2 separate regions of the Homo sapiens genome follow, and region 2 is linked to region 1. The links are chromatin loops, found by intact Hi-C in ENCODE. Cell type or tissue: heart right ventricle. All regions are shown on one strand. Region 1 overlaps FOCAD (focadhesin). Region 2 overlaps FOCAD (focadhesin).

The links. Peaks named below come from ENCODE experiments on the same cell type or tissue, not always from the same donor. Only the 100,000 strongest peaks of a DNase experiment are listed, where the experiment ranks them.
Region 2: it touches region 1 in a loop (4-fold over the local background); 2 of 110 quality-filtered maps call a loop at or near these places.

What each region holds. Positions count from the first base shown.
Region 1 is chr9:20,870,393-20,878,392 of GRCh38, reverse strand. It overlaps FOCAD (focadhesin), which reads right to left. Exons shown (of 44, transcript NM_001375567.1): 19 at 3,586-3,712. Among named protein-coding and RNA genes, the nearest start is that of SNORA30B, 87 kb to the right of the region's middle. In heart right ventricle, no CTCF peak of the experiment used is centred here; no DNase peak of the experiment used is centred here.
Region 2 is chr9:20,810,204-20,818,203 of GRCh38, reverse strand. The region is part of intron 11 of FOCAD (focadhesin); the gene reads right to left. Among named protein-coding and RNA genes, the nearest start is that of SNORA30B, 27 kb to the right of the region's middle. In heart right ventricle, no CTCF peak of the experiment used is centred here; no DNase peak of the experiment used is centred here; H3K27ac peaks cover 771 bases.

The DNA of each region.
Region 1 (8,000 bases):
ATATACTCACCAAATTTCTAGACCACAACCACTCTCCAAATACAAGTACAGTTCACATTTTGAAGATCACAGAAATGAAAACGCAGGCAAAAAACACAAGAAATCTCCCCTGCCAAATTATTTAATCATGTACAACTTCCGCCCCTTCACACATAGTGCCAACTTGCTATGCTATGTATTTCATTTTTGCATCTTTTCCGATACTGGAAGTACAAATTGTATAAAGACTTCTAAAGAGTTCTAATTGGTTTTATGCATTTTTTTTTTTACAAATATGACTCCACAAAAGTGCATTATCACAACACTGACTTTGTGTGTAAGTATTGTGTATGTATGTAAAAATGTTGAAACTTCCACAATAAGTAGAGATGTCATTTTTGTATATCTGCATTTGTGAAACATAAAATATCTCGAGATCTCAATTCTTTGAGTGACTGCATAAAGAGTGGTAACCCGTTGGGGTTTTTGTTTGTTTGTTTGTTTTTTTGAGATGGAGTCTCTCTGTTGCCCAGACTGGAGTGCAGTGGTGCAATGTTGGCTTACTGCAACCTCTGCCCCAGGTTCAAGCGACTCTCTCGTCTCAGCCTCCCAAGTAGCTGGAATTACAGGTGTCTGCCACCATGCCCGGCTAATTTTTGTATTTTTGGTAGAGGCAGGGTTTCACCATGTTGGCCAGGCTGGTCTCGAGCTTGAGGTTTTCGAATGATTTTGTCAAAAGACTTCAGTTGTGCATCAGAGTATTTCCGGTGACTGCAGTTACAAACCTGGGAGCCCACAACCACCAGTCATAGTGATAAGCATTTATACATATTGTTTTGAGGGCTATTTGTTTATGAATACAGTTCATCTGCTCATAATTGTTAGATTGTGGCTGTTGTTAGTATACCTGTTTATGATTGCAAAAATATGTACATTACTTTGCCTATTTTATTGTGTAAAGTGATCTATGAAGTGCTCTGCTGTGTTTTTATGTTTCTCAAGTAAATTGCCTTTTAAAATGTAAATAAACATCTTTTAAAGAACATTTTATTATTTTTCTAGAATTACATTTTTGAGATTTCAGAATTGTGATTTTGAGGATTTTAGACTTTAGATATTTTAATCTTTCAGGATTTCGGCAATTACAATTATGCTATTCGGGATTTGGTCTTTCAGGGTGATGGCCCAAACCCCTCAAGGACACTTGACGGGGAAAGAAATAGCTAATCCCTTAAGTTTATATACTGGGGGAGAAAACCCTATAAAATTCACATCGGTCTATAGTTTAAGTTAGTAATATTGTGCCAATGTCAATTTTCTGGTTTTAATATCATACTATGGTTATGTGAGATGTTATCAACTAGAGCACCAGGTCAAAAAAGGTACACAGAACTCTCTAAACTGTTTTTGCAACTTCTTGGAAGTGTAAAATTATTTCAAAACTATTTTTTAATAATCAATAGCAGTAACATCTCTATTTAAATAATGCAAATTCCTGGATTCACTTTACAGCTGCTTTTGTGTTCATTTGAAAGGAATTAAAAGGAGAAAGGGGCAGGATTCACTTAAATTCAGCACAACCCACTTTTCTGTCTGTAGCATTTGGTGACTAATATATATCATTCATCCTGTGCATTTTAGGGTATATATTCCTAAGGCTGGTGACTTTTTCCTGGTTCTTTTTCTAGTTCTGTAATAATCAAAGGGACACTTTTTATACTTCTCTAATAATCAACGAAAAAATGTCCATGGTGACAGTTTGCCAACATAGCATCTAGATCACCCACCTCACTCAAATTACTAAATTTTCTCAAACAAATACAGTTGTCGATCTCAACTCTTCCCCTTCTTTCTCAGTCGAAGGCACTGAGAACCACCAAGGACAAACAATGTAGAAGATCCAGGTAATAGCCATCATAGCACTGCACATTCTGTACTGAGAAGACAAACAACAGCACCCCTTGGCAACAAATATTCCCCCACTTCTCTTTCTAACACCAGAGACTGTGATGGGGGATACATGTACAAGTGAAAAAAAAATCATTTAAAAAGCCCCAAAGGACTTCTGACTCTAGGTTATTTCAGGTTAAAGAAAGAACTTTGGATAACTGAAGGCTTTTTCCTTCCTTGGACTCATGTTAACTTCAGGGAGGCCTTAGACTCTGAAAAGCTAAGAGGTAGGAAGTGGGGAAGAACAGAAGAGAGGAAGAGTGAACAAGTCTTTGAGGCTTCTTTCTAGATATCAGGAGAAGAGAAAAGGTGATCTCTTTGTCTAACTTGGCCATTCAGTTTTCTCTAATAAAAGGAGGCAGGGAACTGTAAAAGGAGCTTTGTCTAGAAATAAATAGTATATATTTGGCTGAATTTCACAGGAATTTCCATGTGGGATGAAACCAGAGGAAAAAACTTCCAACATTACAGGCTAGTATGGTTATGACTGAGAAAATAACATGACCTTTCTTGTTTTGATTGAACTTCATTTCCAGAAATTAAATTTTTATATCCACGAACATTCAAAGTAGAATTGTAACAAAACTAAGCAAGATGTTGTCTAATATAGAAAAGCTACTTAATCACAATAAATCACTTGAGGAATTTGTAAATAACTTTTTAATGATCAGAAAATAACATTCAAAATAAAATAATGTAAGTTCCTAATCACAGTCCACAATCAAACATATTTTTCAAATGGTATCGTCTACCATTTCTTGGGTAGGGCATATAGTAATAGGGGCAAGTGAGTACTTCTAAACACAATATACATATAGAATAATTACCACATATAAGCATTAGAATACTTTTTTTTTTTTTTGAGACACCTAGGCTGTCACCTAGGCTGTCACCTAGGCTGGAATGCAGTGGCATGATCCCAGCTCCCTGCAACCTCCACCTCCCAGCTTCAAGTGATTCTTGTGCCTCAGCCACCCAAATAGCTGGAACTACAGCATGCACCACCACACCAGGCTAATTTTGTATTTAACTCCTGACCTCAAGCAATCTGCCTCTCTCAGCCTCCCAAAGTGTTGGGATTACAGGCGTGAGCCATCATACCCAGCCTACTTTTTAAAAGATAAAGGCCCTATAAGCTTTACATCAAAGCTGAATGACCATACAATTTGATCCATCTTTTAAAAGCATTAATTTATAGCTCTGAAATAAATATCAGTAACATCTTTGGCATAACTCTATAGAAAGAATAAATGTATAATAATGAAACTACTCAGTAAATCTCTGAATAGTCTAATGATCTTTTCACTTGGCTTATGTAAGAAAGAAGTATTGTTTAAATCAATGACCTAGAGTACCAGTGCAAATTCATCTTGTGGAATACATTTAGCCTTTTAAATGAATTTTAATTATCAGTGAACACAATTGTTTACACTAGTTTTCTTGTTCAATCCTACTCAGATGTAACGTTTTTTCGTATGATTTAAACACCATACTACCTCAAGCTGTTTCAATAGAACAGATGGGTGCATTTAACATTCTGGTTAAAAAATAAGCACATAAGGTTAAACTATACTATGTACCTATCACAAAAGAATACAATCAGACAAATCGAACCACTAAAAAATGCTAGCTTCTCTACTACCAAATAGGAGTCACCTGGTAAAACCAAAGGGGGAGTGAGTGACAACAGTTTGAGATAGCAAGAGCCAGGAACTGAAAGATCCACATCCTCAACATCTTCATCGTCATCTAACTCTTCAGGAATGGGAATTTCTGGTCTTATCTGAAATGATAAGCGAAAAGATCATAGAGAGGATAATAATAAAACATTATGCAAAATCTTTTCTGTATCCTTTTTTGTGACAAGATTTTAAAATTTTGTTAGACTCCATCACTCTATAACATAAAAGACCACTGAAATTAATTTTTTAAAAATCTATTCATTTTTTAGATTAACTAAATGGTCATGACTCTAGTCATCTTATTAGATACAATCTCAGATCTGTATAAAAAGCTTATGTTAATACAGTAAATCACTGTAAGCCAGTATAAGCAATGATTATTATAGAAAACTAATAAAATTCTATACCATCCAAAAATAAAATGCAAACACTGACATACTCAATATATTTAACTTCTATAGCTCATAGTTAGATATTTGCCTTGTCTGAACACTTTTTAAAAAATTTGTGATTCTAGTCATATGTCCATGACAGAGCTTAAAATCTTCCAGTAGAATATACAGTAGAGCTCAGGGAACAACAGAATGCTTTAGTTGACTTCTTTTTTTTTAAGACTTGGCAGTTTGTTGCTGTGGAATACAAAAACACTAAAATCTGTAATTGGTAGCTGTACATTATTGTGTCTAATTTGCATTTTGAGGATTTTTGTGGCTGCTCTTTGATTAGTTAGGTTTGTTTGAACCAAAAATTAAAAATGTAAAAAGATTTCCACATTGTTTTCACAAGATATAACTGTTAAGCAATTAATTACATTTTTAATACCTTCAATGACACTCTATCATAATGTCCACATGGAGATAATTAAGCATTAGGGGAGGAAATCAAAATATATAAAAGTGGTTTCTATAACCATAAAGTGCCAGAATCCAGTCATCACCATTAGCCTGTATCCCAGAGTTATTTTTAGAAATAATTAACAATTCCTGCAGACTGCCTTCTTCATAGGTCCCCAAAGCACTGTTCCATTTAGGAAGTGCACTGACTCAGGATTCTTGCAGGGGGGTAGAAGAAACAGAAAAGAAATGCTTCTCTTAAGAATAATAATGTCAACTCCAATGAAGCCTTTCAACCATAACTAGTGTTCTCTTCACTAGTGAAGGAGAAGTGAAAGCAACCTGACTACCCGAGCACTGTCCAAGACAAGATTTAATTCAGATTCAGTATTAAGTACCTAATTCTCAGAGGGCGGAATCAGCCATACTTACAGAGATAACTATCAGGTATACTCTAGATAGGGTATGAAAGCGTCTGTCGAAATCACTGCATATCAGAGAAACTCTGGCATGTTCGCAAACCTTTTGATTCTGACCAGGAGGGTTTTTCAAGTGTCTAGTCTGTGTGCATACTCACAGTCTTCCAGGTTTACTCTCCTTGAGAGTTGTCTTAAAGATTCTAAACAATCCTAGTGGCCTAAAAAGTCCTGAGAAAGAAGTTGGTTCTGAGTTCTTCTGCCTTGCTTCCTGACATTTTACACATCATAGTAACGTGGCAAAACAAAAAAATAGAGTTACTACATGGCCTAGGAGTTTCACTCCTAGGTATATAACCAAGAGAAATGAAAATATATGATCATGCAAAAGCTTGCATACAAATGTTCATAGAATTATTATTTATAATAGCCTCAAAACATTCATGCAGCCCAAACGTTCATCAATTGATGGAATATATAAACAAAATATAGTATAAATCCATACCATGAAATATTATCCAGCCATAAAAAGGAATAAAGTACAAATACATGCTACACATGAAAGAATCTTGAAAACACTAAGATAAGTGAAGAAAGCCCATCACAAAAGACCACATCCTGTATGCTTCCATTTATAGGAAAGGTCCAGAATAAGCAAACTTACAGAGGCAGAAAGCAGATTAGTGGTTGCTTAGGTCTTGGAGAGGGAATGGAGTAATGGAGACTGACTGCTGAGAGAGTTTCTTTCAGGGGGGAAAATGTTCTAAAATTAGATTGTGGTTGCTCTGTGATTAGTTGCACAATTGTTTCAATATACTAAAACCACTAAATTGCATACTTTAAAGGGTAAGTTGTACAGTATATGAATCATATGTCAATAAAGCAAGCAAGCAAGCAAGAAAGAAAAGAAAAGAGAAAAGAAAGGAAGGAAGGAAGGAGCTATGGAGGGAGAGAGGGAGGGAGGAAGGTATGTAGGCATGCAGAAGAGGAGGAGGGGGAGGGGAAGAGGAGGGGAGTAGAATGAAAAGAGTAAGGGGGGGTGGGGAGTCGGGGAAAAGTCACTGCCACCACCAGAGGAACCTTAAAGTGCTGTGCAAACTATGTCAAATGACCAAATGCTTCCAGAATTATTTAGTATAAAAGGGATATGATCATTTCTGTACAACTTTTATCCTATCCTCCTATCCTGTCCTTCTGTGCAGTCAACCTAATTACTTAATACAAGTCACTGCACCTGGGTCATCAATATTTTTAAGAGCCACTAAAGAAAGATTGCGGATAAAGCAAACTGACCAACCCATCAATCTTAAATTGTCTAATTTCATATTCACGTAACTGTGTGCTATATTAATTTATCTTCTATGCAGTGAATAGCATATGTCTGCATCTCAAATGTGCATAAATTTTAGCAAAGAAATTACAAATGTATTATAATTTAAGAATAGATTATATACTATATGTATTTATAATGGTATGATCACTCCTTCAATTTTGTTTTCTAATAGGTGAGCTGATTCTCCTGGACAAATTAGCACTTATTATTTATTACATTTTGGTTCCATTAAATTTCCTTTCTCCTCTGATCACTTCTTTTTTTTTTAATTTTTTTTATTTTATTATTATTATTATACTTTAAGTTTTAGGGTACATGTGCACAATGTGCAGGTTAGTTACATATGTATACATGTGCCATGCTGGTGTGCTGCACCCATTAACTCGTCATTTAGCATTAGGTATATCTCCTAATGCTACCCCTCCCCCCACCCCCCACCCCACAACAGTCCCCAGAGTGTGATGTTCTCCTTCCTGTGTCCACGTGTTCTCATTGTTCAATTCCCACCTATGAGTGAGAACATGCGGTGTTTGGTTTTTTTTTTTAAATTTTTTATTTCCATAGGTTATTTGGGAACAGGTGGTGTTTGGTTACATGAGTAAGTTCTTTACTCCTCTGGTCACTTCTTAAAAGAATTATTTGTTCTACCTTCCCTAGGCTACTACCAGTCTTTCCCCCTGGTTGTGTGCAACAATTTAATAAGGTCAATGCGAGTAAAACTATAGAGAATCAAGAGAACTCAGTTGAAAGAATTCCTGTTAAGGTTATAAAATTTTGGCAATAATATTATATTAGCTGCTAAAACACTCAGAAAAATAAAACTGCATATGTATCTATTAGGTTGGCGCAAAAGAAAAAAACTGCAATTACTTTTGTGCCAACCTACTAAAACACACACACACCCCACCAACAAAAACGACCTGCCTATTATAACTAAGCTTTGTTAAAAAACTTAAATGGAAAGTCAAAAATGATAATTTACTTTGTTTTTTTTTTGAGACAGAGTCTTGCTCTGTTGCCTGGGCTGGAGTGTAGTGGCATGCTCTCAGCTCACTGCAACCTCCACCTCCAGGGTTCAAGCAATTCTCCTACCTCAGCCTCCCGAGTAGCTGGGATTACAGGCCCCGCACCACCACTCCCGGCTAGTTCTTGTATTTTTAGTTGAGAGGGGGTTTCACCTTGCTGGCCAGGCTGGTCTCAAACTCCTGACCTCTAGTGATCTGCCTGCCTTGGCCTCCCAAAGTGCTGGGATTACAGGTGTAAGCCACCACACTCAGCTGATAATTTACTTTTAAAACTTGCTTCAAATTGAATATAGATACTCCTTGATTCATGATGGGGGTTATGTCCCAATAAACCCATCGTAGGTTGAAAATGTCAGAAGACAAAAATACATTTAACACACTTAACCTATCAAACATCATAGCTTAGCCTAACATACCTTAAGTGTGCTCAGAACACTTACATTAGCCTACAGATGGGCAGAAACATCTGGTAACACAGAACACTATAGAATATCAGTTGTTTACCCTTGTGATTCAGTGTGATTGGGAGCTGCGATCTGATGCTGTTGCCTAGCATCACAAGAGAGTGGTTTACCACATATCTTAGCCTAGCCTGAGAAAAGATCAAAATTCAAAATTCGAAGTACCATTTCTACCTAATATGTATCACTTTTGCACCATCATAAAGTTGAAAAATCGTTAAGTCCAACCATCGTAGTTGGGGACCATCTGTACTGGAAAGTGTATCCCACAAAATGCCTCACTGTGGGTTCTGAGCCGGATAACCTTTCAATCAACTTTCT
Region 2 (8,000 bases), 60 kb after region 1:
AAGGATCTGAATACACCTTTCTCCAAAGATGATAAACAAATGGCCAATACAGGAAAATATGCTCAATTTCATGAGACATGATGGAATGCAAATCAAAACCATGAGATACCACCTTACACATGATGCAAAAGCTATCATCAAAAGATGGACAATAACAAGTGTTGCCGAATATGTGAAGAAATTGGAACCCTTGTACACTGCTCGTGGTAATGTAAAGTAGTTCAGTCCCTTTGGAAAACATTCTATCAATTTCTTAAATAGGTAAACATAGAATTACCATGTGATGTAGCAATTCTATTCCTAGTTATCTACTTAAGAAAAAAGAACACATATGTCCACACAAAATCTTGTAAATGAATTTTCAGAAAAGCATTATTTACAATGGCCAAAAAGTGGAAACAACCCAATGTCCATCAACTGATGAATAAACAAAATACAGTATAACCATAAAATGGGATATTATTCAGCCATAAAAATAAATAAAGTACTGATACATGCTACAACATGGATGAACCTTGAAAACATTATGCTAAGAGAAAAAAAAGCCACAAAAGGCCTCATGTTATATGATCTCATTTATATGAGCAGAATGCCCAGAACAACCCAATGCCCATCAACTGACGAATAAATAAACAAAATACAATATAACCACACAACAGGATATTATTCAGCCATAAAAATAAAGGAAGTACTGATACATGCTACAACATGGATGAACCTTGAAAACATTATGGTAAGAGAAAAAAAACAGCCACAAAAGGCTGTATGTAGAGATAGAAGGTAGATTAGTGGTTGTCTAGGATAGGGCAAGTAAGAAGCAGGGGGTGGTCAGGAAGGGTGAAACAGGCAGTGACGTCTTATGGGCATGGGGTTTCCTTCGGGGGTAATGAAATGTTCTCAAATTCGTTGTAGTAATGTTTACAAAACTCTGTAAATATAATAAAAGCCATTGAATTGTACACTTCAAATGGATGAATTACATGAGATGTAAATTATATTTTAATGGTTTTTTAAATTCAATTCAAAATTATTTGGTAAATATCTACTATAAGCAAAGCACTTACTTGATAGCACAAACTGTAATGCCAAAAAATTTTATTTGCCATATGCTATATTTCAAAAGTTTATTGTCCAGCAGTCATTCCTCAGTATCTACAGGGACTGGTTCCAGGATGGTCAGACACACAGATACGCACACCTCATTCCATGGATAGCAAAATCCAGAAATGCTCAAGCATCTTATATAAAATGGCATAGGTATTTGTATACAACCTATGCACATCCTTTCATACACTTTAAATCATTTCTACACTACTTATAATGCCTAAAACAATGTAAATGCTATGTAAATAGTTGTTGTACTATATTGTTTATTCATATTATCTTTATTGCTAAATTCTTATTTTTATTTTCTTCCCCAAATATGCTCTGTCTGCAGCTGGTGAATCCACAGATGAAAAACCAGCTAATATCAAGGGCCCACTGTATTTGTTCATTTTCTCTATCTGTTCTATTCTTAGAAAGCCTGTTCCTTCTAACCTTCGAAGACATCTATTTTAATTCAATTTCAAAAAGGAAAAAATATCCTCTTAACTTTACCACCAAGACATTGACAATTAAACATTAATTCATTAATGACCCTGACCACGATATACCACAGCAGCATGTGGAGCTGTGCATGTAATAGCTATGATCTCACAACAGACAGCCAAAATGTATGATGTTTTTAACAAGTGCAGAGACTTGATTGGAACAGGAATTCTATCACTCTCACTTTCGGCAAATGAAAGGAGACAAATTTTTGAACTGACTTTTCAGTTCCCATTTTAATTAAAAACAGAAGGTTATCTTAAATTGGCTTACAGTGATCTCAACGCATTATCCCCTTCTAGAAAGATTTCTACCAAGACACAATGACAGATTCTTAGTTTTTAGAAGGGCAATGAGTATATTTACTGACATTTTATAAACTAGTGTATTTAGTTGTGTGACTTTTAAACAAATGCTATAATTATACTGTCAGGGGAGAAATAAAGTACTGTATTTATGTCTAAGAGTACACAGTTCCTTTATGAGACTTGGCCCTAAAAAAAGCACGTAAGGGTGTGTCTTTTCCTCTGGCCAGTTCAGAAATGAAAAAAGAAGGAAATGTTTACAGTAAATAATCTTAGACTTAATACAGTTCTCAAGGCATAATAGCCCAAATTCAGTCCCCAATTAAATGGAAAAAATAAAACAGGGACTGTTTCACTAGGAAAACACAGATATAGATAGACATCTGTGGAAAATAATTTTACATAAAAGATGGACTAATTTTTTATTATTATTATTTCCTTGTGAATATGTATTTACTTGAGATGTAATTACCAGCTCTTGATCCTCCTAATCTTGAATCTTATACCCTTCAGAGGCTGAAAATACAATGAATGCTCAGATTTCGCCTTTAATATAAAAGAAGCTGGTAAGTGTCCTATAATTGACTGTCTCAAGATCTGGCTTCATATAACTCAATGCTTTCTCTTCCCTCCTCCAGCGTTTAAGTTCCTTGATAAACAAATTAATTTATAATCATGGGACTGTTAAGGGAGCCCCTATAAGACTATGACTAGATTTCTCAGCAGAAATCTTGCCAGCAAGAAGGGAGTGAAATAATATATTTAAAGTGCTGAAAGGAGTGGGCAGGGGTGGGTGGGTAGGTACTGCCAACCAAGATACTGGATACTATATCTGGTAAAACTATCCTTCAAAAACGAAGGAGAGGCCGGGTGCAGTGGCTCGTGCCTGTAATCCCAACACTTTGGGAGGCCGAGGTGTTAGGATCACCTGAGATCAGGAGTTCGAGACCAGTTGGGCCAACATGGTGAAACCCCACCTATACTAAAAAAAAAAAAAAACTACAAAAATTAGCTGGGTATGGTGGTGCATGCCTGTAATCTCAGCTACTTAGGAGGCTGAGGCATGAGAATTGCTTGAACCAGGAGGCAGAGGGTGCAGCAAGCTGAGGTTGTGCCACTGCACTCCAGCCTGGGAGACAAAGCGAGACTGTCTCAAAAAAAAAAAAAAAAACAAAAAAAAAAAAACAAAGAGAAGTAATGATATTTCCAGATAAACAAAAGCTGAGAGAGTTCATCACCACTAAACATGCCTTACAAAAAATACTAAAAGTAGTCCTGCAAGGTGAAACAGAAGGACTCCAGACAGAAACATGAGAGCATATGGAAATATAAAGTTTACTGGTAATACCTAAACAAAGAATCCTATAATATTGTAACAGTGGTGCGTGAATCACTTTTAATTCTGGTATAGGGTTTAGAAGGCAAAAGTATAAATAACTAAAAAAACCATGTAAATGGATGAACTTTATTAAAAAGATGTAATTTGTGACATTGGTAACATAAAAAGGAGGGAGAAGTAAAAGAGTAGTTTATGTATGTGATTGAAGTTTATGTAACTTGTTATCAGCTTAAAATATTGTTAGATATTGATGTAAGTCCCATGGCAACCATAAAAAAAATACACATAGAACATGCACAAAAGAAAATGAGTGGCTGGGTACGGTAGCTCATGCCTGTAATCTCAGTACTCTGGGAGGCTGAAGGTGGATGGATCACTTGAGGGCAGGAGTTCAAGACCAGCCTGGTCAACATAGTGAAATCCCATCTCTACTAAAAACACAGAAATTAGCTGGGCATTGGTGGCACATATATGTAATCCCAGCTACTTGGGAGGCTGAGGCAGGAGAATCACTTGAACCTGGGAGGCGGAAGTTCCAGTGAGCCAAGATCGTGCCACTATACTCCAGCCTGGGCGACAGAGTGAGACTTCATCTCAGAAAAAAAAAAGAAAAAAAGAAAAAAGAAAAGAAAATGAGTGATGAATCAAAGTGTCACTATCAAATCAATGAAACATAAAAGAAGACAGCAAGAGAAGAAACAAGGGACCAAAAAAATGCTATAAGACAGACAAAAGCAATTAACAAAATGGCAATAGTAAGTCCTTTCCTACCACTAAGTACTTTCAATGTAAATGGATTAAACTGCTCAATCAAAGACATACAGTGGATTCCGAAAACCCAAACAAGATCCCACTATAATAACGTCTACAAAAGACTCACTTTAGATTTAAGGACACACACAGGCTGAAAGTGAGAAGATATTTAATACAAATGGTAACCAAAAGACAGCAAGGTTGTCCATATAAAAAATCGTCACAAGAGAGAAAGAAGGACATTATATAATGATAAATGGGTCAATTCACCAGGACAATACGATAATTATATATATGCAACCAACATCATAGCACCCAGATATATAAAGCAAACATTGACAGAACCAAAGGGGAAAATGGAAAGCAATACAGTAATAGTAGATGATTTCAATATCCTATTTTAAATAATGGATAGAACATCCAGACAGAAGATCAATAAGAAAACAGAGCACTTCAACAACACTGTAGACCAAATGGTCCTAACAAACTCACATAGAACGTTCTACCCAACAGCAACAGCATGTTCTCTCTCAGGTGCACACCGAACATTCTCTAGGATGGACCACGTGTGAGATCACAAAACAAGTCTTAACAAATTTAAGACTGAAATCACACTAAGTACCCTTTCCAACCACAAATTAGAACCATAATGAGATGTCACCTCATACCTGGTGGGATTAACATTATTTAAAAAATCAGAAGTATTGACAAGGATGTGAAGAAATTAGAACATCTGTGCACTGTTGGTGGGAATGTAAAAAAGGTGTGGCCACTATGGGTAACAGCATGAAGGTTCCTCAAAAAAAATTTTTTTTAATCTACTCTATGATCGATCTTGAGGTTGTTTATGCAAAAGAACTGAAATCAGGATTTTGAGGAAATATTCACATTCCCACATTCATTTCTGCTTTATTCATAATACTCAAGAGATGGAAACAACCTAAATGTCCATCCCGGGATGAATGGATAAACACAGTGTGGTATATGCATACAATGGAATATTATTTAGTCTTTAAAAAGAAAAATTCTATCATATACTACAACTTAGATGAACCTTGAGGACACAATGCTAAGTGAAATAAGCCACGGAAGGACGAATACTGCATTATTCCACTTATATGAAGTATCTAAAGTGGTCAAACTCTTAGAGCAGAAAGTAGAATGGTGGTTGCCAGACAGTTGGGGAGGGAGAAGTGGGGAGCTACTGTTCAATGAGTATAGAGTTTCAGTCATGCAAAATAAAAAAAGTTCTAGAGATCCACCGTACAAAAATATTCATATACTTAACAATACTGTACAGTACAATTAGAATTTTTTAAGGTAGATTTCATGTTATGTGTTTACCATACACAAAAAATCCTGGGATTGTTTTTTAAGAGTCAGAAGATATCTTATCAACTTCATTTAGCTTAACAACTTTATTTTACCGAAGATTAAACTGAGGCCCAAAAAGACCACAAAGTTAGATGATGGCAAAATGTGGATAGGAGTTTATGTCTCAGTTCACTCCTCCATTCTACCTTGGCAGAGTAACAGCAAACATAAGATTCCAAGCCATCTATAACAGAAACAAAGAGCCATCATGCAAGTCTTCACCCCATAAATTGGACAAAACATAAAGAAAAAAACACGCAGGAGAGACACAAACCAGCATCTCAGTGAAATCAAGCATATAAAAAACAGAGTACAAAAATTCAACTCTGGATTCAGAAAAAAACATACACGTTGGCAACACTTCATGAGGCTGCAAAAAAAGAGCATAATTTTTCAGACAGTTCTATAACGAAAATCTTAAGTAGTGTTATCTACTTATAAATTATGAGAAATAAAAAAGGGCTTTGTTACTATTCATCATGGTTAGAAGATGAGACAATACATAATGTTTATAACTATTCCTTTTTAAAAAAATATGATAGCTCATACTTTATTACTATATGAGATATATAGTAATAAATTAGTATAAATAGAAAAAGTTATCAGTGGAATGAAATAATTCAAGATATGATCAGCCAATGAAAGTGAGAGGCAAAACTCCAAAGCAGTGTCTGCTTTTAACTTTTCAGAGTCATGTTTTATAAAACTAGACCTGAATTACAAAAGTGTATTCTTAGTTCACATTTTACTCATAGCCTTAGATTCAACAAATGCTGACTCACTCAACTTTGCATAAGCCCTTGTCCTGAGGAAAAATTGATCTAAATTCTATATATACAAGTGTGTTTGCCATTTTTAAAAGAATGGTAAGATAATAGTGTGTATTCAGTTAAATTGAAAAGATAAAACATAAAATATAAGAATAAATATGCTTGCATGATATATACAGAAACATAATTCCTTAATAATCTTAATATTGGAAGAGACTTTTAAAACTTATTCATTCTACAAAAAATGACATGATAAGTGATTAAGCTTTTGAACATTACTTAATTCTACCTTCCTCAATTACTTGACATTTTTACTTATGATGTTTATTATTTAAATAGTCCATTGGAAAGAAGTTTATTGACAGAAGTGCTAAAAAGGTAATTACTTCCTCCACTTATAAGGAATTTGCAGGCATGTAAGCAACATCACAAAAAAAGGTAAACAGTATAATCTTACTCTTCTAAGATTCAAATTATATTTATATACTAACATTATAATTAAAGAAGTATTCTACAGTCTTGAAGTTTAACCTTTAAGAGTCAAATAAGGTCAAGGAAAGAAATGTATCTAAACTAGCAAAGGTCCCAACCAGACAATCTTTCTATAGTGATATATCACTCTAGCCTTATTCCAATCCAGCTTGAGCATCTGATCTGTAGTGATTCCTTGAATAACAACAGCTAGCATTTATTGAAGACTAACTATAACATTCTGTTAAGCACTTTGTAGAAAATCATGATTATCACCACATTTCAAACGGAAAACTGAAGCTTGTACTGAATTTCGGACTGTATCAAAGCAATCTAACACTAAAACCCATGTACTTGCCACTTAGCCCCACAAAGACAGGGATGACATCTCATAGACCTTTGTGTCCCTCGTTCCCAGCACACTGTAAATGCTTTTAGAGTATAAATTATGTCTAATTTCCTTGTCTCTTCAAATTCTATAAGCAAATGGATCTTATAATAATGTTGCAATTATTTGATTCTATGAAAAAGTATTAAAAGACTACTATCTGCCAATAAAGTTACTCCAAAATATATTCTGATCAAGTTAACTTAGAATCAGAAAAATTAGCCCATCCAATAAAGGTTACTAGGATGCCAAAAACATAAACATCATCAGAATCTGAGGTATAAATTTCCTAGTATGTAGAAAATAAGGTCAGCAATACAGGAGGTTCAAGTATGGAAAGACACAGGAAATACTGCAGACTAGAATAAGATAAAGTCAAATATCACATCACTTGAGGGGTTTGATGTAGAAGAAAATAGCCACGACCCTTCCTGGCCTAAACTTTATTTCCAGGTGAGTCTCATTAGCCATCTGACTATTATCTCTCAGAGTCAGAAAACTTATTTATTTAGAAAACAGTATAAGAAAAACTTAAATCATGATGTAATGGTTGGCTACATTACCAATATGTAACTACCAGCAGGGAAAAAAGGAATATAATCAACAGTTATATCCATTGCTAACATTCTGAAACTTACATAAATGATAACTATAGTGACTGAATTCCTGTATCCATAGAATTTCCTTCTTGGACAAAAGTAGCTACACATTTCTGCCACGTGAGCTCTAAATCTTTGGCAGTCTGACTAGTCAAATAAAAGTTAAAAGCCAATGTCCTATAAGTAAAGTATAATGTATAATTAGGTGCAATTTCTACTACTATGTCTGTCATTGGTAATGTGTTTTACACCAGAGTTAGAAGGAGGAGTTTGAAATCTCTCCAACAATTAGATATTATTAAATATAGCTCATCTAGGTAAGCAACTATGTAACTAAGCTAGATAGATTCAATATTTTGGGGTTTAATAAAATAGCAGATTTCCCAAAGAACCCATACATGTTGCCATCAT